2 separate regions of the Homo sapiens genome follow, and region 1 is linked to region 2. The links are chromatin contacts, found by Hi-C or POLR2A ChIA-PET in ENCODE. All regions are on one chromosome and are shown on one strand. Each heading gives the region's core, a stretch centred on a gene start or an enhancer-like site at or near the end of the contact. The rest is flanking DNA. Distances are from core to core; before and after follow the strand shown. Region 1 holds the start of AAK1 (AP2 associated kinase 1). Region 2 holds the start of ANTXR1 (ANTXR cell adhesion molecule 1).

Region 1 (6,767 bases), core at 912-3,411, 630 kb after region 2:
TACAGACTTCAACTCTATTCCCAGAAAACTGGGCCCTGCTGAATCCAGTGCTTACACAAGCTGAGAGCCAAACACAGCTTCTTCCTCTTCCAAACCCACCCACCAGCCCGCAACATCCACCATGGTAAGCATTTCCCAGGCCCAGGTCAGGACCCTTGCTTCAACTTTAGCTTGCAAAAGGCCCCTTTTTAAAGAGGCCTCTTAGCTTTCTCTCTTCCCTTGCTAATAAAACTGTTCCCTACCATCACCATGTTGCAGTAAGAGAGACCTCTCCCTTCTTCCAACCCCTCTCGGTCTATAACACAACCTACAGCAGGTTGGCCCCATCCAATCAGTCTGAATTGCTTCATGCCAAGGAAATTGCTGCTTTTATTAAAAATAAAAGCACACTAGGCAGGCGAAGGGCTGTGAAAAGTATGAGTCTGGCATAATTATGAAGGTCGAGGTTAAGGTTACCAAAAGAGACATGCAAAGATTTCCCGAAAGCCTGGGGGAATCAAGATGTATATCTACGTGAGTATAGACACACAGATGAAACACAGAGGGAATTTATGCAGCAGATCTAAATAACATCCTCTCTGATAGCGAAAAAACAAAATCAGAGCCACTCTCAAGTAATTTTTCTTTTGATTAAAAAAACAAAAAACAAAACCTAAAGCGAGAAGGAAGAGGGGCCTACTAGACTGAGTTCAAAATAACCACATTTGTTTTATGTAATTTCTGTTATCTTTGCTATAACCTGGGGACCTGATTACAGTTGGGTCAGGAAACAAATCTACTAGTGAAATCCACCAAGAGCCTTGGCCCTTGGAAAAACACGTTCACGTTCTCCGAAAATCCTCTCTTCCTTCCAATGCCTGCTCATGGAAGTGGGAAAGTTGGGTAGGAGAAGGAGAAACCCCTCTCTTCTTAAAAGTCCCCCCACCCTTCAGCCTTCACATCAAGATTTTAAGTTTTAGGAGGATGACAAGCCCATCACCCTGCCTTTGGCATAAAGCTTTACACTTTCACACATACGTTTTCTTGTGTGATCCTCAAAATTTGGCTTCTCAATATTAAAAAAATAAAAATAAAAGGCCACTAACGTAAACAATTTCGGCAACCTCCCCACACCCCCATAAGCCCAGTCACTTTCAAATCTCAATTTTAAATCTCTCAAGGACAATGACTCACAGGGCAAGTGAAGGGGGAAGGGAGGGTCAACTGGTCAAAGCCCATTCATACATGCAACAACTAGAAACCACAGTATTGCCGCATCAGCACAAGATTTTAATTTACGGCGCATTGAGCCCCACCGTACCTTCCGCCAACACCTCGTCCACTGTGACCTGCTGTCGCCCGATGCCGAAGACTCTTCCGATGTAGCCACTGCCCAGGCCCGAGGTGCTGCCCCCTCCTCCGCTGGAGCCGGAGCCCAGGCCAGAGCCGCCCTGCTCTCGCCGGGAGTCGAAAAACTTCTTCATCTTGCGAATAGGGAGCAGCAAAGCAAAATACCGATGGTTTCTAGATTTTTTTTTTTTTTTTTTTTTTTTAAGAAAAGAGATCCAAGGATTTCTTCTCAGATTTCACCTCGGAGAGGAGCCACCCGAATCCGGCCGTGGGGGTGGGGGCTGAGGGAGGATGCCTATAGGAATATGCGTGTCAATCGCGCAGCGGGTCCCCTCCTCCTCCAGAAAGCGATTCGTGTAAGTTTAAACCTGTGATGACAGAGGAAGAAAGAGAGGATGAATCAGTAACACGCTTAAAAATTCAACCGCTGAGTCCTAGGGGGAGCAAAAGCCATCATCCTGGGGAAACGCTTCATGTATTTTCCCGGCGAGAAAAACCGTGGGGCTGAAAACGCGACCCCGGCCCCAGAACCCGGGACCCCCGAGCCGGGAGCTCGGAGAAAGGAGGGATCCGAGCTGCTCCGGCAGCGCCGACCCTCCCGGGCACTGCCTCCCGCTCCTCCCGGGTCTCCCCGCCGCCCCTCGAGGCGGCATCCTGGCAGCACCCACTTGAGACGGCTCGGCGGCCGGCGCCCTGCTACCAGCCCCGCGACATTGTCACGGCCGCCGGGCCGGCCTGCGACGCAGAGAAGAGGCGGCGCTGCAGCGAGAGCCGGGGCCGCGCTCGGCTCCCGCCCGCCCGCCAGCTGATCCCGGGAGCGCCGGGCGGAGACTGACCCGCCGCCCCTCCCCCGCGCGCGCTCCCGCCCGGCTCCATCCACCCAACCAGGAAGTGAACCGCCGCCGGAAGTGCCCCTCGGGGCGGCGCGGCGAGGGACCGGGGCCTCTCCTGCAACCGCCGTTCTGTCGCCACGGATGGGAAGGAGTCGACCGCGAGAAGAGGACTGGGGGAAGAGGGTCTCAGTGCAGACAGAGTTCTGGAAAAGACTGTTGATATCACCCGAGCCGCAGGGCAAGCTGGGAAAGGTAGCTCGGCACAGTCCGGCTGCTGGACTACAAATCCCAGCATACTCCTGGAGGAGAGGGCGAGGCGGCAGCCGTGTGGCCTCCACGGCCTCGAAGGAGATTTGTGGGGTGGCGCGTATGTGGGGACTCGGCAATTTAAACACATCCCGTGAAGAAACTGCCAACAACTAAGTTCCCCCCCCCCCCCCCCCGCTGTATGTTCCACCCTTCTGGAGCCATCTTATTTGCGGCCTGGCCTCCTGGCACAAGGGATTCTGGAGGTTGTGGTTTCCGAACGGATCGAGACTGACACCTGAAGGACGCGGCTTAACCGCTTAGCCCCTAGCGGGTCCTGTGGGTTTCCCGACGTCTCCTGGGCTGAAATGGAAGCGAGAAGTGATCGGGAACATTGTGCTGGCAGTTGGATCCGGCTGCACCGAGCGCCAGCCTTGAAATAAGTAAAACCGATGCCCTTCCGCCCCTAACCTCAAAAGCTGCTTTTGCGTCTCGATGTTATTGAGAGCCGGCTCTGCGGTCAGCTCTGAGCTAGGCGCTGTGAGAACGCTCAGTAAGACAGTGTCTCGTCTGGAAATGTACAGGCGAGATTCAAACCGAGAAACTGCCAAAGGTTGTGTGCAGGGCAGATCCTAGGATACCGGAGACCCAGCCCGTTGGCTTGACCTCAAAACTCGGGGGCTTTTCGGCCCATGCTGTCCCTTAATTCCTCCTCCTTTGCTGACGCTGTGGGTGCGCATCAAAGCCTAAACTTCACTAGCTCCCTTGCACACAAGAACACTAACCCTAACCTGACCAGTTATTTATTTTTCACTTCAAGATTCTTCCATTGATACTTACGTTTCCCTGATACCGTCCAAGTGCTGAGGGCGGGGATGGACTGTGTGATTTGCATCTGCCAAATGCAGAAAATTTGGAAGGTCAGTTGGTACACTTTTCCGACCTAGATTTCCTGATGGATGATGCTGAAGAGTGGCAAGTTGCTGCCAAAAACAAACAAAAAAACCTACCATGATTTATTAATATTATTTTTCTAACCCCTGAATATGGGTTATTGTTCATCTCTGCCCGCTTTCCCCACTCCCTAGTGCTTGTCTCAGAATTTTTTTTTCAGCGGGTATTTGAGTAGAGAAGGGTGTCCCAGGGAAAAAAATGGTTCTTGCTTTCTCTAATCTGAATATTGAGCTGAGCTGTGACTGGGTTAACAGTAGCGTTTGTTGTTGCTGCTGCTGCAGCTTGTTTCAAGTAGTGCCATTGTAATTAAACTCCGTGAAGAGATAGCATCTTTTCTTCCGGAGAGAGTCAGTGTTGTCACCTCAGTTCACGAATTCATGTAGCCACCTCCAGGGTGAAATGCAGCCCCTATTCCCTCAAACTAAGCCCACGAAGGCATGTTCTCTGCACTTTCCTTAAAAGGCCAGATTTTTGTCTGAGGAAGTTTGAAGCAGATCTTAAAATAGATGAGAAAGCTCATTTGGAATTAGACTCATTGACCCCCATTTCTCTCAGCACTTATTTGTCTTGACTGACTTTTTTAAACAAGCTGTGCTAGGTCCTAAAATCAATCTGATGCTATCTCAGTTTTTACCTTTCTAGACTTCTCTGGTACCAGACTAGTCCAGGCTTACACAAATCTCAAGTCTTACTTCAGTGATACAAAAACTCCCAATATGCTTAAGGTAGCTAACATGCATTTATTTAACACCCACGTGAATGCTCTGATCAGAAGCTGAGGGAAGAGGTTTAAAAAACAAAAAACATGACTAGATTCCTTGCCCTCCATTCCCTCACAGACTAATAGCAATTATAATGACAAATCCACAGTTTTTCATGCTTTACATATATTAAGTATATAATGCTCACAACCACCCTATGAAGTAAAGTACCATTATTATACTCATTTTATAGGTGGGTAAGTAAAGCAAAGAGATTAGTGACTTGCCCAAAGTCACACAGTAAATAGCAAAGCCAGGATTCAAACCCAAACATTTTAGTTTCAAAGCCCAGTTCTTACCTGGCTATACTAAACTGTCTACTTAGAGAGAGCAAACATTAACTGATTAAAAGACTCGTGAATAGTTAGAAACCCACGCACAAGCAGCATAGGACCAGGAGACAGGAAACCTCTTGCCACTTCATAGCTGGGATCCTAGACCACTTGTGTCACTGGGCTTATTATCTCAGCTATAAAACCAGAGCTCTTACAACTCTTAGTAATTTTTTAGTTCCTGAGTACAAAATAATGAACAGATCAGCCACTATAATCTCAAAACTATCACACTTTCTGTATAATTTGTCCCATGCTGCTTTGCATTCCTGTTCAACTTTTAATGTATATTGCTGTCTCAACCAAACACCTCAAAGCCAGAGAACCATCTTCTACTTATCTCCTTGGGCATCCAGTATAATAGTTTACATAGAGTGTGTTCTTAGCAGTACTTAAAGTAAATAATTTACTTTAAATGTGACACAAAACAGAGCTATCTGATTAAGGTGGAAAGATTGATTTGAAGTATCCTAGATGAATTTTGAACTAGGTGTGGAAGATGCTATGGGTAAATAGTCAAAGGGAGTGGGAAAAGAAAGTGCCATTTACTATTGTTACAATAGTGATCATATGACCGATGGAACAGACTCTTTGAGGCAATAAGATGCCAAATTATAAACAAGACCTAAGGCTGTGTCAGGCAAGGGTTAAGTCACACATCCCTACACTTGAAGAGTAAACCATCTTCTAACTGCCACAAGGTTTTTCTTTTTCTCTGGTAGCTAAATAGACACTGGCCTGGAGATAAGCAATATTGAATCAATTGTAGCTCACTGACCACTAGATGCTGACTAACTGTATCCCCCCAACCCCTGTTCCACAAACCATAACTATTTCTTTGATTGGACAAGAGACTGATTTCAGTAACATCCTAGTAAGAGACTACCAACCACAGACTGGTTCTGGCTGGTTTTCAGAGGCTGTGCACTGAGTGTCTTCATGTCCTTTGCTTCACCTAATTGTAATGCATTTAAATGTTAAATCTCCACCCCAAAGAGAACATAGGACATATGTAACATGCATGTTTGCTCACTATGCATGCATGTGCTGCCCCCCGCTTTGTGAATAATCAAAGCTCCTGTAACTTAAGTGTGTATTCTTAGCCAACTCATTTGGCATAAATTTGTGTTCCACTTTTTCCTCCCTCTAAATACCTGCTTTCAGTCTCTGCCAGAGTCTACACTTCCCAGCCTGTCAGGATCACCAGCCTGCAGGCTGCAACCCTTTATAAAAAGTAAAGCTCCCCTCTCCAAATTTATAAACCTTGGGATTCTTCAGTTAACACTATGTATCTTCCATATGCCAGTTATGGAATTTAAAAAATATATATATATTGTTTTATTGTTTTATTTTTATTTTATTTATTTATTTATTTATTTATTTATTTATTTTTTGAGACAGAGTCTCACTCTGTAGCTCAAGTTGTAGTGCAGTGGCGTGATCTCGTCTCACTGCAACCTCTGCCTCCCAGGCTCCAGCGATTCTTGTGCCTCAGCCTCCCGAGTAGCGGGGACTACAGGTGTGTGCCACCATGCCTGGCTAATTTTTTGTATTTTAGTAGAGACAGGGTTTCACCATGTTGCCCAGGGTGGTCTTGAACTCCTGAGCTCAGGCCATCCACCCACCTTGGCCTCCCAAAATGCTGGGATTACAGGCATGAGCCACCACGCCCAGCCACTTTTTAAAAAAAATAATTATATAAAAAATAGAGATGGGGTCTTGCTTTGTTGCCCAGGCTGACCTCAAACTCCTGGACTCAGGTGATCCTCCCACCTCAGCCTCCCAAAGTGCTGAGATTACAGATGTGAGCCACCGTGCCTGACTGATATTATTTTATTTAATCTTCATGGTTGCCTACAAAGTAGACAGTATTATCTATTTTATCAAAGAAAATACTGTTACACTATTATTCCCAATTTTATAGATGAACAATGAAGATTTTGTTAGTAGCAGATGAACATGTATGGTTTGTTAAGTTTGAAGGAAATGATTTGACCTGTGGTACACCTAAATCATGTTACCATAAACCCAGTGTGCTGTATCTTTGAGGAAATCAAAGGAAAGGGGACCACCATTAATTAAAATCCTTAACTGAGTCAAGCACTATGTTGGGTATTTAATCATACCATTTAACCCTCACAATACATCTATGAAGTGTGCATTACTTTTATTGGTGTGGAAACAGAGGCTGAGCAGGATTAGAGTCTGTCAACTATTTCTACAAAACATCTTAAAAAGGGCAGAGCCAAGACTGACCTCAAAACCCACATCATTTTCATTACACCATATGGGCTTTCTATGTTGCCGTCTTT
Region 2 (7,039 bases), core at 97-2,596:
CTTGGGGCTGCTTGTGTGTTCTCACGACATGGCAGTGGGCTCTCCTACAGTGAGTGATCCAAGAGAGAAGGGAAAAACCACAACATCTCTCATGGCCTATCCTCAGAAGCCACACACCATCTTCTTAATTACTCACAGGTCAGTCTCACCCAAGGTGGAAGGGGTGTGAATTCCAGGAGGTGAGAAACACTGGGTTCATTTTGGAGGCAGGTCAGTGCTACGCATGACAAATCTTCAAGGCTGATTTGACAACATGATTATTGGTTAGTGGAGCATTCCAAGACACTAAGATTCCATGGTACACATGTTGGGGGAAACCACCATGGACTGTCACATTGGGGTATAAGGGTCTGGGAGGCACACAAGTGGAGGGGAATATGTGTGTCTGGAGGAAGAATCCTGGGAAAACAGTACATGCATATGCACTGAGGGCTCCCAGAGCGGAAGACAATAGGAAGCTAGAACTGGGGTACCACTCGGAACTGGGGCTCAGAGGCTGATTCTCCAATTTAGAGAGGCTAGCACGGAACTTCCCTGCCAATTCCAAACTGCTTGGAGCGTCTCTACTCTTGTAAGCTGTTTACTTCCTCCATCCTAAATCAAAGATAGAGAGAAAATGTCAAAGTTCACAGGCTGAAAAGAAGAACTATTATCATAGAATCCCTAAAAGATGGAGATGGTGGCCATCTAGAAGGCTCAGCTGTTCCATGCCGGGAGCAGCCCTAAGTACCACACTCTGTGGGGTTGTTTGTGATGGTTTCAGACCGGACCCCAACAGTCTCTTTTATGGTCCAGACAGACTAAGACCATGTAAGGTCACTCTGATGACTCATACCACAAAGGTCCCGTTTTTCCCCTACTTCATCTGCACAATGGTTTGTTTGCAAAGGTCCTAGCCTGGGGAGCCGGAGTCACCGTGGTTGGAGGAAACAAATTCTCATCCAATGTTTAGTGACCTTATCAAAAGATGCAGGATAGGGAAGGAAAAGAAGGAATAGAAGGACTACAGAGAATGGAGAGGCGGTCACGGAAAAAGAAAGGGAAAGTGCGTGGGAAGAAGGAAGGAGTAAGAAAACACGCACAGCTCACATGAGAATGGTAAGGACAAGGAAATTTATACGCGAAGCCTGGAAGCGCCCCCGCCCCCGACGCACTCCCGCGGGTCCCACGCGTGCTTTCGCCGCCTTTGTCCACAAGGTGGCAGCCTTTGAACTTTCTTCCCCGTAAGAACGCGAAAGGGGGGCAGAGAGGAAGGAGAGAAGGCAAAGCACTGCCCCCACCAAGAACAATTTGAAACCCCCCCCCCCCCCCATCATATTTAAAATCTGGGACAAAGAACCGTCGGGACGGAACTCCTTCCATTGCAAAAGCTCGGCGCGGCCTCGGGAGCTGCCCGGCGGCCCCGGACCGAGGCAGCCCTCCCCTTTAAAAGAAGCGGAGGACAGGATTGGGATCCTTGAAACCCGAAACCCAGAAACAGCATCGGAGCGGAAACCAGAGGGGAAACCTTGAACTCCTCCAGACAATTGCTTCCGGGGAGTTGCGAGGGAGCGAGGGGGAATAAAGGACCCGCGAGGAAGGGCCCGCGGATGGCGCGTCCCTGAGGGTCGTGGCGAGTTCGCGGAGCGTGGGAAGGAGCGGACCCTGCTCTCCCCGGGCTGCGGGCCATGGCCACGGCGGAGCGGAGAGCCCTCGGCATCGGCTTCCAGTGGCTCTCTTTGGCCACTCTGGTGCTCATCTGCGCCGGGCAAGGGGGACGCAGGGAGGATGGGGGTCCAGCCTGCTACGGCGGATTTGACCTGTACTTCATTTTGGACAAGTAAGTGCCGCGAGTTGTCCCCCCCACCCCAGGCTAAGCGGGCGAAAACGCTTTCGCCCCGGGCCGGGCTCGTTGGCAGGGTCGCCTGGGGACAGGAGCGCATCTCCAGGGCCACAGAGGGACCGCGCGGCAGGCGGCGGCGGAGTGCTGCGCCTTTGTTGGGGCGCGCTCCTCCCAGCCTCGGCTCCAGAGCCCGCAGCCGAGGCGACGCCGCTTGCTCGGAAGGGGACAGACTTCTTTTCTGTCTTGCTTTCTGTGTCCCAGGAGCAGGCAAGGGGCTTGGAGGATGCTATTGTCTTGCTGAGTTTCTGTGACTCCCTCCCGTGTTGGTGGGAAAGGCTTGCTTACCAAAGGCAGAACTTGCAGGCACAGGCACTCCTAAAGTTAGAGGCTTGGGCATTTTAAAGCCAATCGTCGCATTTTGTTTTTGTTTTTGTTTTTTTGTTTTGTTTTGAAACGCTGTCCCACGGAAGGCATTATCTTTGCTCCTAATCATGTAATGCATACTTCTCACCGGGCACTGAGTGAGAATGAAAGGCAGGGTTTCTTAACCTTGGCACTTCTGAGATTGAAACCTGGTAATTCTTTGTGGTGGGGGCTGTCCTGCGCGTTGTAGGATGTTTAGCAGCATCCTTGGCCTCTGCCCACTGGATGCCAGTAACATCCCCCGCCCCCCACTCCTTCCTTATTAGTGGTGACAACTAAAAATGCCTCCAGACATTGCCAAATGTCCCTCCCCTTCGACTTGAGTACCCCAGATGTAGTGAATTCAAGCTCTTGGCCATTTGACTGGTGGGCTACCAGGGAGGTGCAGGAGCCCTGGTTTCCTTGCAAAAAGTGGTTAGGCTTTAGGATTTGCTCAAGGGAGAGCTGAATTCTGACCAATGAAGCACTTCCCAAATCCGCATAAGTTTGCCAAGCCACAGTCACCCAAGGAAGCTTCATGCTATCTGCTGAAAACCAGCTTCAACGATAAAAAGCCCCTCACAGAAGATCCGTGCTCATTAAAACTGAGTGAGCTCTCCAGTGCCAGGAGAGGCGCTTTGCTGTTACAGTGGTGGGGAGATGGATTTCACAGACTGGAAAGTATTTAGGAGTTGGAAAAAGAGTCCTGCAAAATAAGCTGGCTAGCTAGACACCAAATGTGCTTTGCAGTTGCCCCTGGAGTTTGATTTTTCCGTAAAGGCTGTTTTGAACTCCAGATTCTTTGGATGAAAAGTGAGATTTCTTTTCTGCAGATTTATGAGAAGGTGGATACTGAAAATATGCTCCAGTGCTAAGGAATGGAATTTCTTTTGTTACTTCTAGTGGCTGGAAGCATCAGCTCACAGACTTAGAGACAGTGCATGAAAACAGTCGGAGGTGCTCCTCCTCCGTGCTTTTTTAAAAAGCCAATTCAGAATGATATTCAGGAAAATCTAAAAAAAAAAAAAAAGGGGGACAGAATCACCATGTCTCTGAATGGATGACTGTAGAGATACTATAGAGATATGGATACTGTAGAGATAACCAGTTTTCCCCAAATTAATTTAGAAATTGAATTCAACTTTTCAGTCAAAGTTCTGAAAGAGTTTGTTTTGATGATAAGAATTTAACAAAATGATTCTAGGCTTATCTTAGCAAAAAAAAAAAAAACAGGTAAAAAGAGCTGAAACATTTTTGGAAAAGAATAATGAAGCCATATTCTCTCTCCAAATATTAAAATGTATTATAATGTAAATTAATAAAAACAGGATGGTAAAGGCCAAAGAATAGGTGGATAGAGTAGAAAATCTAAAAAGACAAGTACATGTAGATCCAAACACATGTAAACATTTAGTGGAATTTCCAATCAGTATATAATGATTCATTAATTTAAAAAAAAATGGTTCCTGGACAAGTGATTGATAACATGGAGAATGAAAAAGGTTAGATTTATACTTTACAAACCATACACATAAATAAATTTCAGAAAGGTTGAAAATCTAAATATTTAGAATGAAATGATCAAAGAACTAGAAGATAATTTAGATGAATATTACTGTAATCTTAGGTTTAGAGCTTTTAAAACATGATAAGGAAGAAACCATAAAGGAAAATAGAGATTTGAATATATTAAAATTTTACACTTCTATAAATGAAAAATAAGCCATGAAAAAACATAAGAAGTTACAATAACTATTGCCACATAAATCACTCTCTTAAGATTGATTTTCATATATAAAAAGCAGTAAAAGCAAAATCCCAATAGGAAATAGCCTAAGTGCATAATTCACAAGAGAAAAAAATATGAGTCAATAAATGAACTAAAAAGGTCGTTATTAATCAAAGAAATGAAAAAATCAAACAATATGATTTTTATTAGGTTGGCAAAAACTTTTTTAAAAATTACAATATTCAGTATTGGCCAATTTGTGGGAGATAGGCACTGTCATTTCTTACTAGGGAAAATGTAAATTGGTGCAGTCTTTCTAGACTTGCGCTGTCCAGTAGAACTTTCTAGGTCGGTAGAAAAGTTCTATATCTGTGCAGTTCAATACAGTAGCTACTAGCCATATGTGACTCGAGCACTTGAAATGTAGTTAGTGCGATTGAGGAAGTGAATTTTTAATTTTATATAAGTTTAACTAATTTGAACTTTAATAGCCACATGTGGCTACCATACCGGATAGTGCAGACAAGAAGATAATTTGGCGACACATATAAAATGCTTTTAAAAAATGAGGGGTGTTCCTTTCCATCGAGCAATTTCATGTCCTAAAGAAAAAAAATCCAAATAGTCACAAAGAAGTACCTACATGTATGTTTATGGAGGTGCTGTTTATAATAAAAAGCTGAGGATTACATGTGTCTAACAGCAGTGGATTTACTAAGGTATGATATGTGTATAGTATTGAACCTGCATTGCATGTTATACAAGCTTGTAAGCTATTTTAGGAGAAATACATAATTCTTAACATACTATACACTTTTAGATGGAAATGCAATTACCAAACGTCATCTGCGTTATGATTCCACCTGTTTAAAAAGTTAAACACACACATGTGTATGTCTCTATTTACCAATATGGTACTACTATTTGTCTCTAGCAGGTAGAATTTTAAATTTTGTTTACATGTTTTTCTTAATTTTTCTGTACTGAACATACATTACTTTTATATTCAACAAAAATAAGTTATTTTGAATTTGTTTTGAAAATCATGTCAAGTGGGTCTCTAAACAGTGTGCTCACTTCCAAGCCCCTTGCTGTTGTAAAGGATGCTGCTGCTTTTATATTTAATCCTGGAGTAAATGTCTGAGTGCATCATAGGATTCTATGAAGCACATTGGAGACCCAAAAATGCTCCAGGAAAAGAAATGGTGGGGAGACCTTTACAGACATTCAGGTGGATGCCTCTGACTTCCTTTAGCTGTTCTGTTGCTGGAAGAGAAGGATATTTTTGTGCTGAATGAAAAACTTGCTAGAACTTGGTGCGGTAGTGCACACTCCACCAGCTTACCACCTCCATCCAGGCTAATTTATGAGATTGATGAGTCCAGAGCTAGGGGATGGGCCAAAACGCAGTGGTGGCAAACAGACCCCTGGGTGGTCGCTAAAGACATGATCTTCTGTCCTAGAGAGAACCTCCTCACACAGTGCTGTCCAGCACCCAACCACAGCCAGAGTGGAAAGTGAAAAAATGCTGACTCATTTTTTCCTTGGGCTTCTTAGATCCTTTCGCTGGCAAGACACTGTCTACAGTCTGAAACCGAGGGATCATAGGGGACTGAATCCACCATTCTTCTCCCAATCCCTGCAACTCCTTCTTCCCCTGCAACTGGTTCTCTTTTCCCATGACATTAAATCTCAGCTCATTTCAGCTTTAAGCAAGCTGCATCTCTGGCCTGGAGGGAACCCAGATTATACATTTAATGGAACGTCATGTTTTCTCAACCAGGAGCAAAGACTTCATAATGATAACCTAGAAAATACCACAGTAACACAATAGGGCATTATTAGTGGCTTTGGCGACTGGGCTGGTGGACTGGGCTGCACAAGGCTTTATACTGATGGAATTTCATGTTCACTTAAACATGCTTTTCTGGTTATAGTCAGGAAAAATAGATTGCTGGGAATTCAGTCGGGGATTTGAAAAGTTAGATTTGGAAGGCTCTGTTCAACAAAAAGCAAAGAAACAGCTAGCCTCTTTTAAGTCTTCCAGGGGATCTTCCAAGATGAATGCACCCATTTGACCAACCCACAGACATAACTACCTTCCCTCTCTCACAGCACCCCCCCACCCTCTCTTATTACGTATATGTTTATGTATTACATATTGGACTATTTTACATGGAGCTATTAGTCACTTGAATGGAGATAGTGGATTCTGCATCATGAATCTCAAGTGGCTGGCTATGTTATGTGTGCCCTGAAGACTTCAAAAATAGAATGTGGGAAAGAGAGCAGGAGGAGTGGAGATGGTGGTCTGGAAGGCAGGAGTAAACGCTGAGCAGCTTTATTTATAGGACTTGCCAAAGCCACAGCCTGTCATTCATTTTCTGCACCTAATAAATCCTTATATGTCTAAAGGCCCCCCACAGGCTCACCATGTGCTCCTTCCCCGTAAGACCTCCGACTCCCCCTGCCATTTCCCTTCTGTTCGGCACCAGTTTTCTTTTTCTTCCACTGTACAAAGGGATTCCATGTTGCCACTCCCCCAGAGTTCCAACCACAGCACCCACACCTGGATGATGCCCTGCTGGTGCTGATTTGCAGGACCACTGTTATGTGTTGTACTCCAGGGACAGGATCATCAGATAGATTTTTGTAGCATTAGGCTGGAAATTTCCCCATCAGGTATAGTACTGGCTTTTTTCTGGGAAAATATCTTCTGAGTTCCCAACTACTAACTTACAAAAGAAATACTGGATTGGGAACTTGTGTGAGTCTTGCAGACTCATGCTCTCTCACAAGGGTCCCAAAGACAACCTTGTTTGGTAGGTAGGGCGAAGCATGACTGTCCCTAATTTGAAGATAAGAAAACCTTTGTTCAGTCCACTGGGTTAAGTGACTTGCCCAAGGACCTAGGATTAGATCACGACAGAGCTAGGACAGTGTCTGCCCTTGACTCCCAGACCAGCTCTTTCCACTCATCTTCCCTGTAGAGTTGGGCCATAATGAGAAGCACATGGCAATACAACTAGAGGAACTGGGTAGATTCCAGGAATTCAAAATCCCCGCATCAGAGTTTCAGTAAATCA

Evidence for each region. A loop is a pair of places that touch in the nucleus more often than their neighbours do. ChIA-PET counts read pairs that join two places held with the same protein, here RNA polymerase II (POLR2A). Pooled maps may share reads with other maps.
Region 1: a loop to region 2 is called in a map of prostate gland, with 3 times the contacts of the local background. The contact joins the promoter of AAK1 here to the promoter of ANTXR1 in region 2. A Hi-C loop is called at or near these places in 1 of 168 maps with a recorded cell type or tissue (prostate gland) and 4 of 50 pooled maps. POLR2A ChIA-PET finds 5 or more read pairs at or near these places in 2 of 52 experiments (Panc1 and activated CD4-positive, alpha-beta T cell).

Annotation. Positions count from the first base shown.
Region 1 is chr2:69,641,578-69,648,344 of GRCh38, forward strand. It overlaps AAK1 (AP2 associated kinase 1), which reads right to left and starts at 2,162. Exons shown (of 22, transcript NM_014911.5): 1 at 1,998-2,162; 2 at 1,301-1,697. The coding sequence starts at 1,463. It also overlaps a transcript of ANXA4 not described here. RefSeq lists a silencer at 1,911-2,240 and enhancers at 2,321-2,590, 3,346-3,948.
Region 2 is chr2:69,011,833-69,018,871 of GRCh38, forward strand. It overlaps ANTXR1 (ANTXR cell adhesion molecule 1), which reads left to right and starts at 1,347. Exons shown (of 18, transcript NM_032208.3): 1 at 1,347-1,819. The coding sequence starts at 1,668.